Linked DNA regions of Homo sapiens: region 1 is linked to region 2. Evidence: chromatin loops called from intact Hi-C (ENCODE). Cell type or tissue: PC-3. All regions are shown on one strand. Each heading gives the region's core, and the rest is flanking DNA. Links, peaks and the distances in the headings are about the cores only. Region 1 has its middle 160 kb from the start of METTL4. Region 2 overlaps METTL4 (methyltransferase 4, N6-adenosine).

Region 1 (8,848 bases), core at 259-8,258, 130 kb after region 2:
TGAGGCCACATAAGCGCACAAGGGTCCATGCACCACCACAAATGGCAATTCTTGCTTTGCCATGAACACTCACTTTGGGGTTATATTTGTCAATGTGTCATCAGGCCAATAAGTGGCCTGGCCAAGGCCCAACCATCAACGTATCTTTTCAGGTGGTAGCAGAATGTGGCTTCAGTTTGTCATCAAATTCCAGACCAAATAACATCAGAAAAGCAGTAATTACGTCTAAAGTCTTCTGTGGGTATGAGTCTCCTGCAAACCACATGTCTACTTTCTAAAGATTTTCAGTAACACTATCCATGAGATTTACCATGTATGTATAATTTACCTGGGTCATGTTCAAGTTACAATAATCTAGAATTAAAATTACCTCCTAGATTCCAGCAATTAAGAGAACATCATATGTGAAGATGAGATCCCAATAATAAAAGTTCAGATTGAGGTTACAAAGAATTTATTTCCATGCTTTGTTAATAAAAACCTTAGAAACACGAAGAAGGGTCAATAGATGCAATTTTCCCCATGCCACGAGAGAGAGAATGTTTTGCATCTTAGTAAATGGTCTTAGGCATTTTTCCCCCCAAAAGTCATGCGTGTGTGTTGGGAAAGAAAAGTGGAGACCTCTGGTTAAAATCTGTGCTTTCTGAATATATAAATCATTATTCCAGGGATTCTTAAAATACACAGGAGTGCATAGTCTAGATGATGCAGTGTTATCCATACTGTCGCTTGGAATTATATAGGCTTTTCCTGTTTTCAGGCACCTACTTCAGGTCTTGCCATTCACTATACCATTAGTGATTTGAGTTTGGACTTCTGGAAGGTTATCAAGGTTGAAAAAAGTTAGCTGGAGAATTAGTCTATAGGGTTTAATGTGTGTTTAAAAATCTATGTCATAGTGGGTTGGATTTTCAAATCTTTCCCCCTCTCATCCTACCAGTTTTATTCCCTGTTCTTCCCCAACCAGCACCCTCTGCTCTGCCCACTGCTTTGGATTGTGTCCCCATTGTCTTGAGACCTTGTTGGGTTCATTTTTTTCTGGGTTCCTTTGCGCATGCTCTTTTATTGTAACTGGGCTGTCCTTTGCCTTCCTGCTTTATACATTTAAGATCTGGGCATTCTTCAGGTTGCAGCTCACTCACTACTTCTATTAATCTCCTTCAACTTCTCAAACAGGCATTCTCAAATATTCAAACTATTATGACAGTTGTCTGTTTTGCTTATTTTTATTTTCTGTAGTTATATTATTAACTGTTTCAGGGAAATGTTTTGGCCTTAGCAAATCTCCATAGTAACTTCCATCCTTGATATTCTGATGCTAGATTGTCTCCTTAACTAGACAGTGAGCTCTATAAAGGATGAGATTCATTTCTTTTGGAACCACTTATAATGTGTAGAACATTGCAATGTTCTATTAGGCACATAGGTGCCTAATAAGGATAGTATGAGTTGCAGAAAAAAATAGAAGTTTAAAAAATCTAAAAAGACATGTATTTTTCATGGTGAAGACATAGGTGCTCAGGATGTATACAAACCATTTGTGCTGAATTAATAAAGCTGACTTTGCTATTTAAACTTTTTCTAATCTACTTACACTTTCACACACTTAGTAAGAGAGAATGACTTAGTAGAGTCACAAATTGAATTCTCATCAGCAGCCCATATGGGGCACCTGAATTTTAAAAGCTACAGCTTATGTTAAATCATAGAATCTTGAGACCAAAAATCCTAGATAGACTAGCTGTCATTCTATATTTGACTTTGCTTATTTTCTCTTCTGAGGGAATTTTTGACTTTGCTTATTTTCTCTTCTGAGGGAATTTACCTAGGAAAGAATAAAAACATCACAAAGGAACAAGGGGAAGACATGATAAAGAGGGCGCACCACCTGTCTTAGAAAATGAAACAGGTCAGTGTTAATTTTCACCATTGGAAAGTGACTGACATTTCTGACATGATTGATGGTAGCAGTCAATGGGGTTATCAGTTCCTCCTCTAAACCATAGCCTTGGTTGAGCCCACTGCCCCCAGGTAAGCTGAGATTTCTTCTTAGAGAAATATAGCCATGGCATTAGTACAGACTTAGGGCTTAAAATTGAACAACGTGGATCATTCCAAGAACCACCAGGCCACATGTTAGCTTTTATGAGGTGTATATAATATGCATATAATCTTTCAATGAAAAACTTAATTTCATGAATTTGCTTTTTTAGTCACAGATTCAGCTTTCCTCAGTTGCTCCTTGTCTGGGTTTTCCTAACATTTTTATCTTTCTTCATTGCCATCCTGTTTGTGTCGATTCATCTGGTGCCTGTGCAGTCTTGGGGCTCACCCTCCCTCCGAGCTCCTGAGCTATGAGATCTGCTTCAGCCCCTACCCTACAGGCCACCTCTGAACAGGGCCACCAGCTGCATGCCACATCTGCCTGCCCATGGACTGCCCAAGGGCTTGCACCTGGTGCAAGATGATGGTCAGGGGAATTCACTCTCCACAGCGTCAATGTTAACCAGTGGGAAATAGGAGGAGGCCAGATAGAAAAATATCCTCTTTTTCCATGGGCTTTTTTTTTCCCCTAGGCAAAGAGTCTCTGTGCAGAGTGTGTCTGGACGCATCTGAGTAGCTGAGCAAATGCCCTGAAAGTGATCGGCTGTGTCTCTTTGGAGTTCCTTATGAAGCAGTTGCTAGCGCAGTAGTGCATCACTTTGCATTGCTTCTCATCCCTCCAGCTTTACTTACAGTTTTCCTTCCCCTTGTTTCCCTGGGATTGTATGTCCCAAATAAATCTTCAGAGCTTCATCCTGCCTCAGGCGGTTTTTCCAGGAAAACTCTGCCAAGATGATATAATAATGACTTGTTTATATGCTTTTCGCTTCTGGGAGACTGTAAACCCCTTGAAAGCAGAAGCTATGTCATATATTTTTGTTTTACTTCCTCAGTGCCTGACACAAAATAGGCCAAAAGTCCATTACCTATGACAGACTTCTATACGAAAATGTAGAAAATCATAGAATGAAATTGTTGTTTGTAAAATGGATACTTTCAAATATGATTATTATATGTCTTTAATTGTATTGGCTAATATCTAAAGATCATCCCATATATAGTAAATATAATGTGGTATTTGAATCATGAAGAAAGTACAAAAAAGATAGTTTTACTAAGCAGAGTTAAAAGCCCCAGAAGTATTTTTACCATTTTGTTATCACTAACAGTAAAATAATTCTTACGAAGAACTAACCTTTTTGAAAAATAGAAAAAAGAAAAAAATCCCAGAAAATTCAAATTCTGTGCAGTATATTTAAACATCTTAGGAGCTGGCCACCTCTGAAAGCTAAAGGACAAATAAATATCAAGTAATAAGCATTAAAGAACTTTGACAGGAAATAAAGGCAGAAAGCCCATTACTTTCATAAAAAGAGAAGCCTCAATAAAGCCAGACTGGGAATAAAGCAAATCTCATCACCCTCTGTTGAATTTGCAATAAACCACAGATGCCAAACATTCATCTCATTTAACTCAGTCGGTGCTTAGCTCGAATAGAGTACTTTAAGCCTTTCCCAAATTGGATTAATGATGGTGAAAGAAATCCTGCAATTAAACATAGGAGGATGGTGGGACGATTGTAAGCCCAGGGTAATTTATGGTTGAGAATATATTTTGATCATGAATGCTTCATGTCTGGGCTGTAAGATCTACTGTGAGCCCTACATGATGCATTCAAGTTTGGGCATGGATTAAACAACGTAAATGTTTTAGGAATTTACACCTTGATCCAACACTGTCTACCCTTTTATCCTTTATTTCCAGTTTTGTTTCCCTTTTATCCTTTATTTCCAGTTTTGTTTCAAAGTATTTGTTTGTATGTGTTGAAGGAGGGTTGCAGACCAATAGTCAATAGTGACACTGCACTTAGCGAAAAAAATAGCCCTTCCAGAATGTACATGGAAAATGTTTTAAATTTTAGAGTTCTAAGTTTAAACCTTTTAGGAAACCAGATCTTTTAAATAAAAATGGAGGTAAAAGAGATCCAGATGGGAAACAAGAGAAAAGAAAAGATACCAATTTTTATCTAACCAGAGCTTCATATGTATTACCTCATTTGAGTTTGGTAAGAATCTATCTTCTGGAGGGGATATGATTACTCCTGGGCAATTTCCTGGAGGAAATTGAGGCTCATGCAGTTTCACAGAAGCTGTCCTATTGCCTATGTCATGGCCTTGGTTGTTGGCAAAATTTATGATTTTTGTGGTTTCTTATTAAATGTCCTATTCTCATCCATAAGATAGTGGTGACTTTGCCAGTCTTTTACTTTCTACCATTGGATTTTGGTTTTAGTGTAAACTGGTGTGGCTTGGAGTATTGGCAGAAAAGAGCAGGAAGTAGGACTTGGATAATGTATTAGTCAGGGTTCTCCAGAGAAACAGAACAAAATGAATCATCACAGATATTGTAATCTCTGCCATCTCTGGAGGTTGGTTAGTAGACCATCAATATCTTCAGTATGATTCTGAGTTTAGTGAAAAAGCCAGTTACAGCCAAAGATGAGGATGATGCTTGAAGTCTTGCTTTCGAATTCTTCCTTTTGTTATTGCTTTGCTTCTAGATTTGGTACCAATCTTCAGGTAATTTAAATTTTTGATACGGTGTGATGGAAAAGCCACAGAGATAGGTTGCCTGGAAAATCTATCCAATTATTCTGCTTTCTGAATGCTTATCTTGTAAATGTATGTTACTGCAATATTCTCTACCAAAGGAATGTCGTCCATTCACCACTGACGAGTCAAGTGCTTTGTTTTCTAGGGTGGGACAGGTCTCATATATTGGAAATGGTTTATGTCTTGTAATATTTCACAAGGAAACAAACACTGAAATGTTATTCTTAAAAGTGTGTGTTGTGTGGTTGTAAACATCTTTGACATGGGGTCAAAAATCGAAGTAATCTTTTTTTCCCTTTTAACATATACTTTTTACTCTTTTCATTTCTTTCTGTAGTAACTGCAAATATCATCATGCAGAAATTTCACTTCTTCAGTTTCTTGAGCTATAGGTCACATTGCTTTTTTACTGGAATCTCTACCTGGCTCAGTAACCAAGGCAACAAATCCCTGGTTAATGACTCACTAGAAATTCACTGTGGAGGTGGCTTATTAGTTTTTTCCCCAAGAACTGGAATAAAAAGCTTGCTTGTGATTTTTTTCATCTATTTTCCTTTCTGTCTTACTTGCAATCCAGACAACCTAAAGTACACTTAATTAAAATCAATAGGCAAAAACATCCAGCACTTTAAAATACTATTTTGGGACTCACCGCATATGTATATGTAAACATAAAATATTAATAAGCTTAAGAATATTTTATTTCATGACTCCACGTCTTTCAATTTGCATGTGGATGAAAAATAAAAATAATTTTAAGACTGTGGTTTTAGGTTTAAGCAGCATCTTAGTCTTCTGAAAAATTGTTTGGAGAAGGCATCTTTTAGAAGGTACTAAACAAGTCTTAAGGGAAAGAAGAGAGAACAAGTAGAAATCTGACAGAAGTTTGAATGAAAAAGAAGTCAACTTTATGAAAAAGAGTAAATGTGAGAAGAAATTGATGAGAGGCAAAAAAACAAAAAATCCTTGGCATTGCCTAAAAATATTCTATAGTATGCAAAGATACGGTTTTAAAGATGAATAAACTCAGTTATATTTCTGGGAAAAGTATTTTCTACCAAAACATTTAAAGGGAAGCAAGAGGAAGAGGAAATGATAGAATGACATTTAACATATTTCTCAAGTGTTTACAATAGAGAAAAAGGCAGTAACACTGGTGAACGTGTTTACCTGGCTTGAAAGTGTTGAAAGGAATGGACCTCTTAAGAAAGGTGTCTAGGATCAGGGGAGACATTAACAGCAGGCTGTAACATGTTCCCCTCTGTGTGGGAGCTTTTAGTGCCATGTTAAATGAAGTAAATATAACTAAAATTACGAGTCAAGAAGTATTACCTCAGGGCCGGGCGCGGTGGCTCATGCCTGTAATTCCAGCACTTTGGGAGGCTGAGGTGGGGGGATCACATGAGGTCAGAAGTTTGAGACCAGCCTGGCCAACATGGCTACTAAAATACAAAAATTAGCCAGGTGTGGCGGTGTGCACCTGTAATCCCAGCTACTTGGGAGGCTGAGGCAGGAGAATCGCTTGAACCCAGGAGGCGGAGGTTCCAGTGAGCCGAGATCGTGCCATTGCACTCCAGCCTGGGTGACAAGAGTGAAACTCCATCTCAAAAAAAAGAACCGTTACCTCAAGGAAGTATTTTAGAATCCCTATTAAGAATTGAAGACAATGCCACTGCACTCCAGCCTGGGTGACAGAGTAAGACTTCTTATCAAAAAAAGAAAAAAAAAGAATTGAAGACAATACAACAAATTAATATTTATGAATTAACAAAAGGTTTTTATTTATGGCATTATAGTTGTTCATAATGTCAAAAAACAGATAATGAAAAAAATCACATAATTTTATTATATTGAGAGCTTGAGAAGAACACACTGAAAGTCAGTGGAAGTCTAGATACACTATTGGTATATTTATACATTTTATATTACATTGCTTTGAAAATTGTTTCTGGAAGAACAAACAAAGATTCTGTTTGATAGTCCCATAGGTGTTTGCCACTAGGAAACATCACGGCAGCATAATACGGAAGCCTCAGACGAATACTGCTATTGGGCATCTAAAAGTCACAAGGGGATGCGATACTACAAGTGGCTATGGACTGGTCTTTTCCCTCCTTGTTCTTGTTCTCTGACCACAGTTTTTCCTGGAAGCCACTCTGTCTTCCCTCTTAGCCTGCAAGTTTTGAGTCTGGAGCCCTGGGCTCCAGAGCTGGAGGCTTTCCCCAAGCTAAGCTATCAGCACCTGCCAACCTGGCCAGTCTCAACCAAGAGGACTTAGCCAAAGACTTTTTTTGAGCTTTTGTTGGCCTCTCCTTCCGGCACTGGACTGTGTGTGGTGGATCTGGGAATCCCAAGTTGCAAGAATCACTGCAGGGAGCCTGAGAATGAAGTCAACTCAAAGAAAGTGAAGAAAAGAGGGGATATCACCTGAGTCCTGAAGAAAGCTGTATCTGAAGTCACGACATCGTGTGGACTTTTACATGAGTAGAAAATACTTTTTTGTTTAAACTAGTTGGAGATGTTCTTCCCCCATTTGCAATAAAAAGATTTCTAACAGAGACAGAACTCTTTAACCACAGGTGCAGAGCTTCCTGAGGAGAGCCATTAGGGGTTGGGTAATTCTGTAATGAAGGCAAGTGTGGCTTCTGTAGATGATTTTTTAATTTTTTTTTTGGTTAATGATTGGGATATCAGAAAAGGCTTTAAAGGTATATACCATGTCTTCAAGAAGCCTGTATCTGAGTTAAGGAAAAAAGAATAATAGCAAGAAAATGAAAAAGCAATTAGGCACTATGCTCTGCTGTTCTGATTTAGTAAATGCACAAAGAATATTCACGGGGGTGGAGAGAGTGATTATTCACGAGAAGGCTTGGAGAAGGAGACAGGCAACATAGCAAATAATCAGAATACCTGGTTTAAATGCCTACATTATGCATGGGCCAAAAATTATTAGGGCAGATAGATTGTAAATTTTAAAATTTATTATAGTTTATTCCATTAGGATTAGCTATATTGGTTAATATTTTAGTAGAGAATAAATCATTAGTTCATTTAATGGCATGTAAACATATCAGAATTGTTTCAGTTTTTGGAACGTAATTTGAGAACTGGGATATCAAACTGAGAAAATATTTTAAATGCTTTTGTAGCAAATGTGATTGATATTCTTCACTGATAATGTGATTCTCCTTAAAAGAACAAACATTGTGGTTTTTGCCATTTGCAAGTGGTTCTGTGCTTTACAGATTTTTTTTTTTTTTGCCTTTTGAGCACCTATAGCAGATTTGCTGTTATAAGAAATATTTATTTTTCAACTACTTTGTTCCTCTTGCTGAAAGTTAACATTGGAATAAATTTGAAGGTCAGTCAGAAATTATAAATTCTGATCTTTTCATGCATGAGCAGAGGTCAAATACTTCTTTATTTTAAACTGAATAGGCAAGGCATAGAAACTTTGGTGGGTGGTGGCCAGGTGAGGTGGCTCACGCCTGTAATCCCAGCACTTTGGGAGGCCAAGGTGGGTGGATCACCTGAGGTCAGGAGTTCAAGACCAGCCTGGCCAACATGGTGAAACCCCATCTCTGCTTTAAATACAAATAATTAGCCAGGCGTGGTGGCGGGCGCCTATAATCCCTGCTACGTGCGAGGCTGAGGCAGCAGAATCACTTGAACCAGGGAGGCGAAGGTTGCAGTGAGCCAAAATCATGCCACCGCACTCCAGCCTGGGCAACAAGAGTGAAACTCGGTCTCAAAAAAAAAAAAAAAAAGAAAATCTGGCGGGTGGCAAAAGGCAGTCAGCGAGTTAATTGGGAATTAATAGAGAGTCTTCTTACTGAAATACCAAAAGTATAAAGGACCTTAACACTGTTACTAACTTCCAGTAAAACATGAGTGGATGTCTTTTTTAGGGATGATAATAAAAAAATAAGTGAAACATACACTGAGAGACTATTGGAGACTCTGGAGAAGTATAACTACAGAGTTTAAGTCTGAAGGCTGACTCTGGTATGAAAACGGATGCAATGAATTCATAAATTAAAAGAACAGATTCTGTCTTTAATGGCAGCAAAAAAAGAATAGAAAAGAGGTAAAAAATACAGTGAGCAGAGTAGCATTTGTGTCAGAAATGTTCATTTATTGTGTGTTTGTCTTATTCATTTCTCTTGTAAAAAAGAATCAGAATATCTCGGTTA
Region 2 (8,848 bases), core at 614-8,613:
TTTATACCTATGTTATGGGACTTGACAAAGACTTACAGTTGTATCTTTGTTTTCATGCTGTACTTTGGTCTTAGTGTTGGTTGATTTGGTATAGGACCGTGATAGGAGTATACTACCCTGTTCCGTCTTGCCTATTATGATAGTTCTTTTATAGTCAGAAACTGGGACCAAAGTCAGGAGGAGGTCACCTTTTGAAATCAAACCCAGTAAAATGTTAATACATAGAAACTAAGATTATTAATCCGTAGTAGTTATCAGTTCTAAGAGATGGTATGATAAGACCAGAATTTAAAACATAAATATCATCTATTATGTTATATGAAGCATTTATTAGGCAATTATACATATTGTTATGATAGGAGGGGTAATGTGCATTGAGTATAAAAACTACCCAACGTGCCAGTATTTATACAGCACTTTTTGTAGGATATGCTGTGTCTGATTGGCCCTAGAGGAGATAAAAGACTTTCTGATTACTGAGTTGGTTGTTTAGGTACATTGATATCGGATAAAGAGTTTCACAGATATCAGTATTCTGACAGTGAAAATGTATATTCCCATGGTAAATTAATGAATTGATATTTTAAATTATTTTTAGTTTGATTAGCTTAAATGAGTCTTTGAGAGTATGATCATCCCAGGGTGAAATGTGAAATTGAATTTCTGAATTTATAATGCCAAGGGCCAGTCTCTGGACTAGGTATTGTCTATCAACCACCCACTTTCTATCCTTATTAATTTTGGCTTTGACAATGTTTAATGATACTATCTCGTGTAACTAAAGGGAAACGTGTTATTATGATCTACTTAGTCATATTGCAATTCATTTATTAGTTCATTAGTAATTCATTTATTAGTTTATTTGCATGAACTAATAAATTACTGATGACATGGTTTCCAGGAATCAATTTTAGTTAAGAGTAGAGATTGTTTTATGTGCAAGATGATAATGAAGTTATATTTGAAATATTTATATGATATTTAATAAAAATCTCTTATAGAAGCAGTGTCTAATATGGTAGCCACTAACACATGTGACACTTCAGCACTTGAAATGTGGCTAGTCCAAACTGAAATGTACTGTTAAGTATAAAATACACTTTGGATTTCAGGCATAGTACAAAAGAAAGAATGTAACATATCTCAGTAACTTTTTTGAATTGATTACATATTGAAATGACAGTATTTCAAGTATGTTAGACTGAATTAAATATATAATTAAAATTGATTTCATTGCATTTTTTTTTTTACTTCTTTTGGTGTTTCTATTAGAAAATTTAAAATGATAAATGTGGCTCACATAGTATTTTTACTGAATATCACTAGCCTGGAGGTTTAATTTCTTTTGTGTGTGTGTGGAAGCTCTATAGTGATGGGAAAAAATAACCCTCTTTTGTTGGCTCCTTCCTATCAGATAACCAATTCAGGAGAATTTGTGTTCCCATTAGATTCTCCACACAAAAAGCCCTACGAAGGTCTTATACTGGGGAGGGTTCAAGAAAAAACTGCTCTACCATTGAGGTAGGAAAGGTGATTTTTCAAAATTGTATACATGTATTAATTTTTACGCTTTTAAAAATGATTAGTAATCATTGACTTTTTAAAATGTTTATGTTTTTGAAACTCTGAAAATGGTCCAGTGTAGAAAAGAATGGATGGTATGGCACAGGAAACTATATTTTGTTTTATCTAGTGTGTAATTGTCATTATTATAGAAAATGAAATTATAGGAATGTCTCAATACTTAAATTGTTAATTTCTTTCATTGATTGTAAAATTTGTGTTAAAATCAGATACAGAAAGAGAACAAAAATCAATGCAGCTGTGGCTTATGTATAGAAAATTGTTTTTTAAAATATAGTTTACTTTCTTGTTCTGTTTAATTAGGAATGCAGATGTAAACGTGCTCCCCATTCCAGACCACAAATTAATTGTCAGCGTGCCCTGTACTCTTCACTCACATAAGCCACCGCTTGCTGGTATGTTTTTATAAAATAGAATTGTTATCACTTTTGTCAAATTTGAAAAAAAGTGTACATTTAGTATTTAAACGGCCTACAGATTCGGAAATTAAGTCAGACGTAGGTTGTTAATGAATATTCTAAAACTTTATAGCAGAATTCATAGCAGAATTTGCCTATCTCTATGAAATAGAGAATAGATTAGTTTTATGTTACTCAGCTTTTCCAGTTATACCATTTTTCAGATTCCCCTTGCTATCAGTTGCTTCCCATCACTGGGCTGACACAAAGAATGCTGATGGGCATCTGAGGATGCAGTTCAGCTAGACCCTTTATTTTACTACCGGGGCTGTATCCCTTGCTTGTTCTAAAACCAGGAACTCAGAATAGTAGTCAGAGAAACAGAAGTCCCTTGATATTTGGTTAGTGGCTCTCAGTTTTACGTTTTTTTAAAGGTAGTGTTGCTTTTCTGGAACATTGACAGGTAATTGCTGCAGCCTGCAAATTCTCACTAGTCTTAATGCTTTAGTATAATGTTTATCATTCAATGAAACTATGCAGCAGGGAATAGTGGGGAATTTGGCTTTAGAAATGGACTAATGTGATTTTGAATCCTGGCTCTGGGAGTTGGGCAAGTCACTCAAATATTTTTCTGTATCAAAGTCCTCATTTAAAGAGGGAATAATGATATTTAGTCCTCTAGAGTTGTGAGAATTAGTTATATTTAAAGTTCCGTAGCATGTGATAGAAGCTCAATGAATGCTAAATTTTTCAAGTCAGAGTTTAAAAACATAGAAATATAAGTCCTTGAGAGATACTGAATTTGATATTCAAAGTTTACTTTTCAAAGGATTTCTTCAGGAATACATATTTTATTGGTTTGGTAATTTCTACCAACAAAAAACTGCTACAAGTTACCACTCAGGAAAACTACAGGAGCTTATGTTACCTTGCAGAATATGAGGCAGTTTATGACCTGGGAAATGGAGAAAGTGAATACAAATTCCTAGAGAATTTTTATTGCTAGCACTTAGGATTTCTGTTATCTTAAATAGTTTATGGAGAAGGGTCCTTTTTTAATTTTTTTTTTTTTTTTTTTGAGATGGAGTCTCACTCTGTCACATACAGTGGCCTGATCTTGGGTCACTGCATCCTCTACCTCCTGGGTTCAAGTGATTCTCCTGCCTCAGCCTCCTGAGTGGCTGGGCCTACAGATGTGTGCCACCATGCCTAATTTTTATATTTTTAGTAGAGACGGGGTTTCGCCATGTTGGCCAGGCTGGTCTCAAACTCCTGACCTCAAGTGATCCGCCCGCCTCGGCCTCCCAAAGTGCTGGGATTACAGGCATGAGCCACCGCACCCAGCCTCTAGAAGGGTGTTTATAGTATTACTTCATTTGAGACATATACAGATGTCTACCTGATAATCCATTCTTTGACTAAGAAGGATTCTCAGTGAATAATCGATTGCCTTATGCTTCGGACTGTCATAGACCTTTAATGCTTTAATATATAACTCAAGTGAAAGTGAGATTGCATTGTTCCTCATGAAAAAAAAATTATACTTGGCACTAGTAATACCTGATTATATATGTATATGTATTCCTCTCATTTGAATTTTATTTATCACTTGGTAACAAAGCTAGTGTTTGTCTCAAACCTTATTTTTTTCTTTTAAAAATTCAAAAGCTAAGACCATAAACTTTTCATTCTGAAATGATAGTAAACTATTTGTCAATTCCTTTAAAATAAAATAAAGTTATATTTAAAGATGAGCCTCAGGAGACAGGTTTTAAAATAGTGAATAAACAGGAAGGGGAACATCACACTCTGGGGACTGTTGTGGGGTGGGGGGAGGGGGGAGGGATAGCATTGGGAGATATACCTAATGCTAGACGACGAGTTAGTGGGTGCAGCGCACCAGCATGGCACATGTATACATATGTAACTAACCTGCACAATGTGCACATGTACCCTAAAACTTAAAGTATAATAATAAAAGAAAAAAAAAATGAGTCTTGCCCTAAAGCATTACAGCTTATATCTTTGAAATGCAGTTCTTCCTCATTCCCAGTAGAGAGCAGCACAAACACATTTTTAGCATTGAAAACATTTAAAGACAAAAGTTAGATTCTGGAGGAAACATCTGAATAACTCCATATATATATAAAATCTTATGTTTTGGTTAAGTAGTGATAGGAAATATTGTAATATTTTATTTTTGAGTTCATGTTACTGTATATATTTTTAGTATAGTTCATGTTTCTATATATTTCAGAAAGCATCTCTCAGATTTCTGCAGTATATTTTACCCTGAAATCATAACTCTAGGGGTTTGGGATGATATATATTCTGTATATAATGCTTACAGCTTTTACATTTAAATATTCTTAAACTGTTTTATGCAAATTAATAAAATGAAATGTTTTCTCTTTTGTATTTAGAAACACCCTGATTTTTTTTTTTTAAGTTTAATTGGTTATTTCTGTTGCAAAATGTAGGAGACCACATTGGTAGCATATGGCATTTCAAAATGATACATTTGCATAAGTTTTGAAATTTTCTCCGATTGAAAGATAAGCTATCAATAGCTATGGTTTACAACCTAACATTATAAAGTGATATTGTTTGAAGATTTAAGGTAGGAAAATCATGAAATAAAGTATTTAAATCAAAATTTTAGCTTTCACATTTTACCTTAGAGGAATTTCCACTTCTTTTTACTGCTTTACATACTAACAGTTTCCATCTGAAGAGTGAAGTTTAGTTGATGGGATTATATGCACTGATGTTTGGGCCACTTCTCTCTTACTCCTGCCCCATGCTTTCAGAGCAAAAACGAAATGACTAGCTGTGCACAGATTGCATCCGCTCCATTAGTTAAAGTGTGTTTTACTAACTCCAGATGTTATGTAATTGTTGAAGTTTATGTGTCATACTCATGTTTAAATTTATACATTCACATTTATTTTTAAATTAATATTTAAAAACCAGAATAATCCATTTTTATTAATTTGCCTTTATTTCTTCTCCCTTATTTTGAAATAAAATAATTGTAGTTAACATTATAAAAACACAACTTAATATTCTGTTTTTCTTAACTAGAAAGGAAAAGAACCATGCAAAAACTTACTACATTGAGAAAATAGGATGGCAGTAAATGGGTTTAGGTTGTATGTATTTTTCCACTCCATCCAAGTACCTGGCCATTATTTTCCATTAGATTGTAAACTCTCATAAAACATGGATATTCTGCTTCCTTTGTTTAAGTTTTATAACACTGATTATAGTGGGTGCTCAGAAGAGGAAACATTTTTGACTGGCTGACTCCAGTTTAAATTTCTAAAATAGGGTTGCTAACATCTTCGTACCAAAAATCTGAACAAATGAAACAAAAACAAACAAAACCTTTCTTCAGCGTAACCTGAGACCACATTAAAGTGAACTGAGGCTGGTGAGGCGTTAAATTCATGGGAAGAAAATGGAAAAGTTCTTCCATGTGGGGTTATTTCCTCCAAGACTCTAGGGAAATCTTTCTCTTTCAAGGTTAGTAGCATTTAATTTATGCACTTAGGAAAGGGTTAGAAGCCTTCGTGCCAGTATCTCCTAGAACCCATCAAAGCCCAAATTTGAGTTCACTTGAATTATAGACAGTGAAACCTTTTAATTCTTCTTTGATTTTTGCTAAACAGGACCAGTACTTTCTGACAGATGAACAAGTATTTTGCTGTGAGAGCAACTGAAGAACATGATGAAACCTAAAATATTTGATATATTCTCTTTTAAACCTTACCTGTCTCTAGTATTCCTAAAGAACCCTTATCATTCCTAAATTTGATAGATTTCTTCCAAGCGCAATCTTACATAGCAATTATGAACCATATTTTACCTTTTCTAGTGATTTTTCTTATCTGAATTTTATACCAAATTCCTATTAGGTGGTTAGCATAGCTAACCAGCAGCATGATCAAGATTAAATTGATTTAAGTATTTGTCATCCAATTGAGTGAACATGTGCTTTTCAAAAAGTTTCTGTGTTCTTCTTTTCTTTTAGTGTAGACAACAGCTCTTTAGCCTACAGCTCTTTCCCCAACAAAATACAATGTTCAGTAGTTATTAATACATTGAATAATACAAGGAATACTTAACTGTGGAAGTACCATGATGAAATTTTAGGTAAAGAAGGATCTATAATTTGAAAATGAAGAAATGTTTTTAGTGCTACCAATTTACTGCTAAGGGGGCTAGTTATTTAAATGTTAGTTATTTGTTCTCAGTATTTCTATCTCTATCCAGCTCTTCATTTATTATTATTTTATTAAAGTTTATATTGCAGACAGACTTTTGTCTTTTTTTTTTTTAAATGGGTTGTTTTTCAATTTTTTTTAGAGCTCTTTTTCATGTATGGGTTATATTTATTAAAAATAAATTGGCTGGGTGCGGTGGCTCCTGCCTGTAATCCTAGCACTTTGGGAGGCCGAGGCGAGTGGATTGCCTGAGGTCAGGAGTTCGAGACCAGCCTGGGGAACACGGTGAAACCCCATCTCTACTAAAATACAAAAAATTAGCTGGGAGTGGCGACGTGTGCCTGTAATCCCAGCTACTTGGGAGGCTGAGATAGGAGAATTGCTTGAACTCGGGAGGTGGAGGTTGCAGTGAGCCGAGATTGCACCATTGCACTCCAGCCTGGGTGACAGTGCGAGACTCTTGTCTCAAAAAAAAAAAAAAAATTAAATAAATAAAGTTAATACTCAGGAGATATATCAGCAGTATTGGAAAACTGAAAAGTCACCTAGTAGGTGTTAAAGTCCTCATTTCTCATCTACAAATGAAACCAGTAAACCAGGACTATGGAAGTTCAGATGATATTGTTCCCAGTCTCAAGGGTACTTATTTTAAATGGCTTTCTAACTATAAATAGTAAAGCCTGTGATGAAATCCTTGAAATTAATTTGCTGTCTTTTAAGAACAAAATGAAATATTTCTCTGTTTCTACTCTTAACTGCTAAAAGGAAGTGGATTCCTTCCTCAATAATAATTTTTGTGTTTTTTCTCTTTTTTAAACAGAGGTTTTAAAAGACTACATCAAGCCAGATGGGGAATATTTGGAGTTGTTTGCTCGAAATTTACAGCCAGGTTGGACTAGTTGGGGCAATGAAGTTCTCAAATTTCAGCATGTGGATTATTTTATTGCTGTGGAGTCTGGAAGCTGACTATGATCTTGATTAAAGTAGTGGTTTCTTCATTGTTTCCTCACCACTTTTCCCTTAATTCTAAGTCATTTTTTTATTTTGTTACCAACCCATATTCTTAGAATATAAACAGGACTTGTTTTTTTCAGTAAGGGACCAGAAGTGACTAGCCTTCATGTAATTTTAAGATGAATTTTACTTGAGTTGCACTAACATTCTATGTTATTCTAGACTATACAAATTAAGTGGTAAGCAGTTATAAAGACGGCAAGACCATGCTATTGAAAAAGTTCAGAAAACATACACCGTGGACCAGAGGTCTTAATCCTATCTATGGATGTGTTTTGTGTGACCCATACAGTGTTGTAAAAAACACTTAGAACCATTATTCTAAAAAATGGGGCTATTTCACATTAAAGTCCAGATTTCTGCTTCTTTTTAAACATCAGAGGCTCTGGCTACACAGAGGCCTTTGTTCTTTCCTGGCATCAGTCTGCAGGACCAAGCGGTGGTGGCTCACTTGGGAAGAGCCTTGTGCTCTCCACTTTGCCACAGTACCACTGCCACCATGCTGCTCACTTATGTCATCCACTTGGCCCTTGTATGACCTGAATTTGCAACCTCTGGTATACTGTTATGTTCTGGAGAAAATATTCAAAGATCTGCCAAATACTGCATTAGTATACTGAGTTTATACAGCATTTTTGTAGGGTTTTAAATTGCATTCAAGGTCACTTTCCAAGCACTTTCTGGTTTTGCTTGTTTTTCTAGAAGAAAATGAAAAGCTATTCCTTATAATAAACATGGCAGCAAGTAAACAGTGTGATTGTGAAAAAAATATTATTTATAGATTTTCTACAAATAAATATTTGTCTACCAAGTAAAATATTTTGACTGAAATGATTCTTTGAAATGCATATTGATTTATTATGTATTGACTTTTTAAAAATTGAGGTATAATTTTCACAAAATTCTCCAATTTTCAGTGTCAAATTCAGTGAATTTTGAAAACATATATACAGTTGTCTGTCTGCCACAGTGATCATGATACAGAACACTTTCTTTACCCTGAAAACTTCTCATTTTTCCTTTTGCAGTCAATCCCCTGCTCCTATCCTTGGCCCCTGGCAAACACTGGTTTGCTTTCTATCATTAGTTCTGCTGTTTGAGAATTTCATATAAATGGAATCATGCAATGTGTAATCTATTGTGCCTGGCTTCTTTCACGTAGCATTTTGAGAAAAGCATTTATACTATTTACAGATTGTTGACAAATATTTATCCACTAAGTAAAATGTTAGACTGAAATGATTCTTTGACAAGCTTGCCAATTTACTGATTTTGTCAAAGAAAAATATGTTATTTTTGAAGTTTGTTCATCCTTTGAGTGTGTGAGTATAGTATCAGAGGCTTAATTTTGTATTTATGGAGCTATTCTAACTTGTTATTTAAAAGGAAAAAGGTATTAAACTTGAAGCAAACTTCTCATGATCTCATTTGAATTCTTTCCAGCTTCTTTTGGTATTTATAGATTTTATATACTTTGTGGGAACATTTTATCCTCACCAAGTTTTTGGACTTTTATTTTTGCATCATAAACACGGGTACTGAAAGAAAAAAGAGAGAATCTTAATTCAATGAGTCTATTATTCACGTTGCAAGAGTACTAGTTTTAGCTTTACTCCGAAGTTGTGA

What was found. Peaks named below come from ENCODE experiments on the same cell type or tissue, not always from the same donor. Only the 100,000 strongest peaks of a DNase experiment are listed, where the experiment ranks them.
Region 1: a loop joins it to region 2, with 2.7 times the contacts of the local background. A loop is called at or near these places in 2 of 110 quality-filtered maps.

Annotation. Positions count from the first base shown.
Region 1 is chr18:2,407,144-2,415,991 of GRCh38, reverse strand. No RefSeq gene overlaps it. Among named protein-coding and RNA genes, the nearest start is that of METTL4, 160 kb to the left of the region's middle. RefSeq lists a silencer at 2,696-2,896. In PC-3, for the core only: no CTCF peak of the experiment used is centred there; DNase peaks (open chromatin) are centred at 4,421 and 5,101; H3K4me3 peaks cover 1,243 bases; H3K27ac peaks cover 4,079 bases.
Region 2 is chr18:2,537,326-2,546,173 of GRCh38, reverse strand. METTL4 (methyltransferase 4, N6-adenosine) reads left to right here. Exons shown (of 9, transcript NM_022840.5): 7 at 1,415-1,521; 8 at 1,888-1,979; 9 at 7,029-8,644. The coding sequence ends at 7,174. Among named protein-coding and RNA genes, the nearest start is that of METTL4, 30 kb to the left of the region's middle. In PC-3, for the core only: a CTCF peak has its summit at 4,052 (motif pointing right); a DNase peak (open chromatin) is centred at 4,043.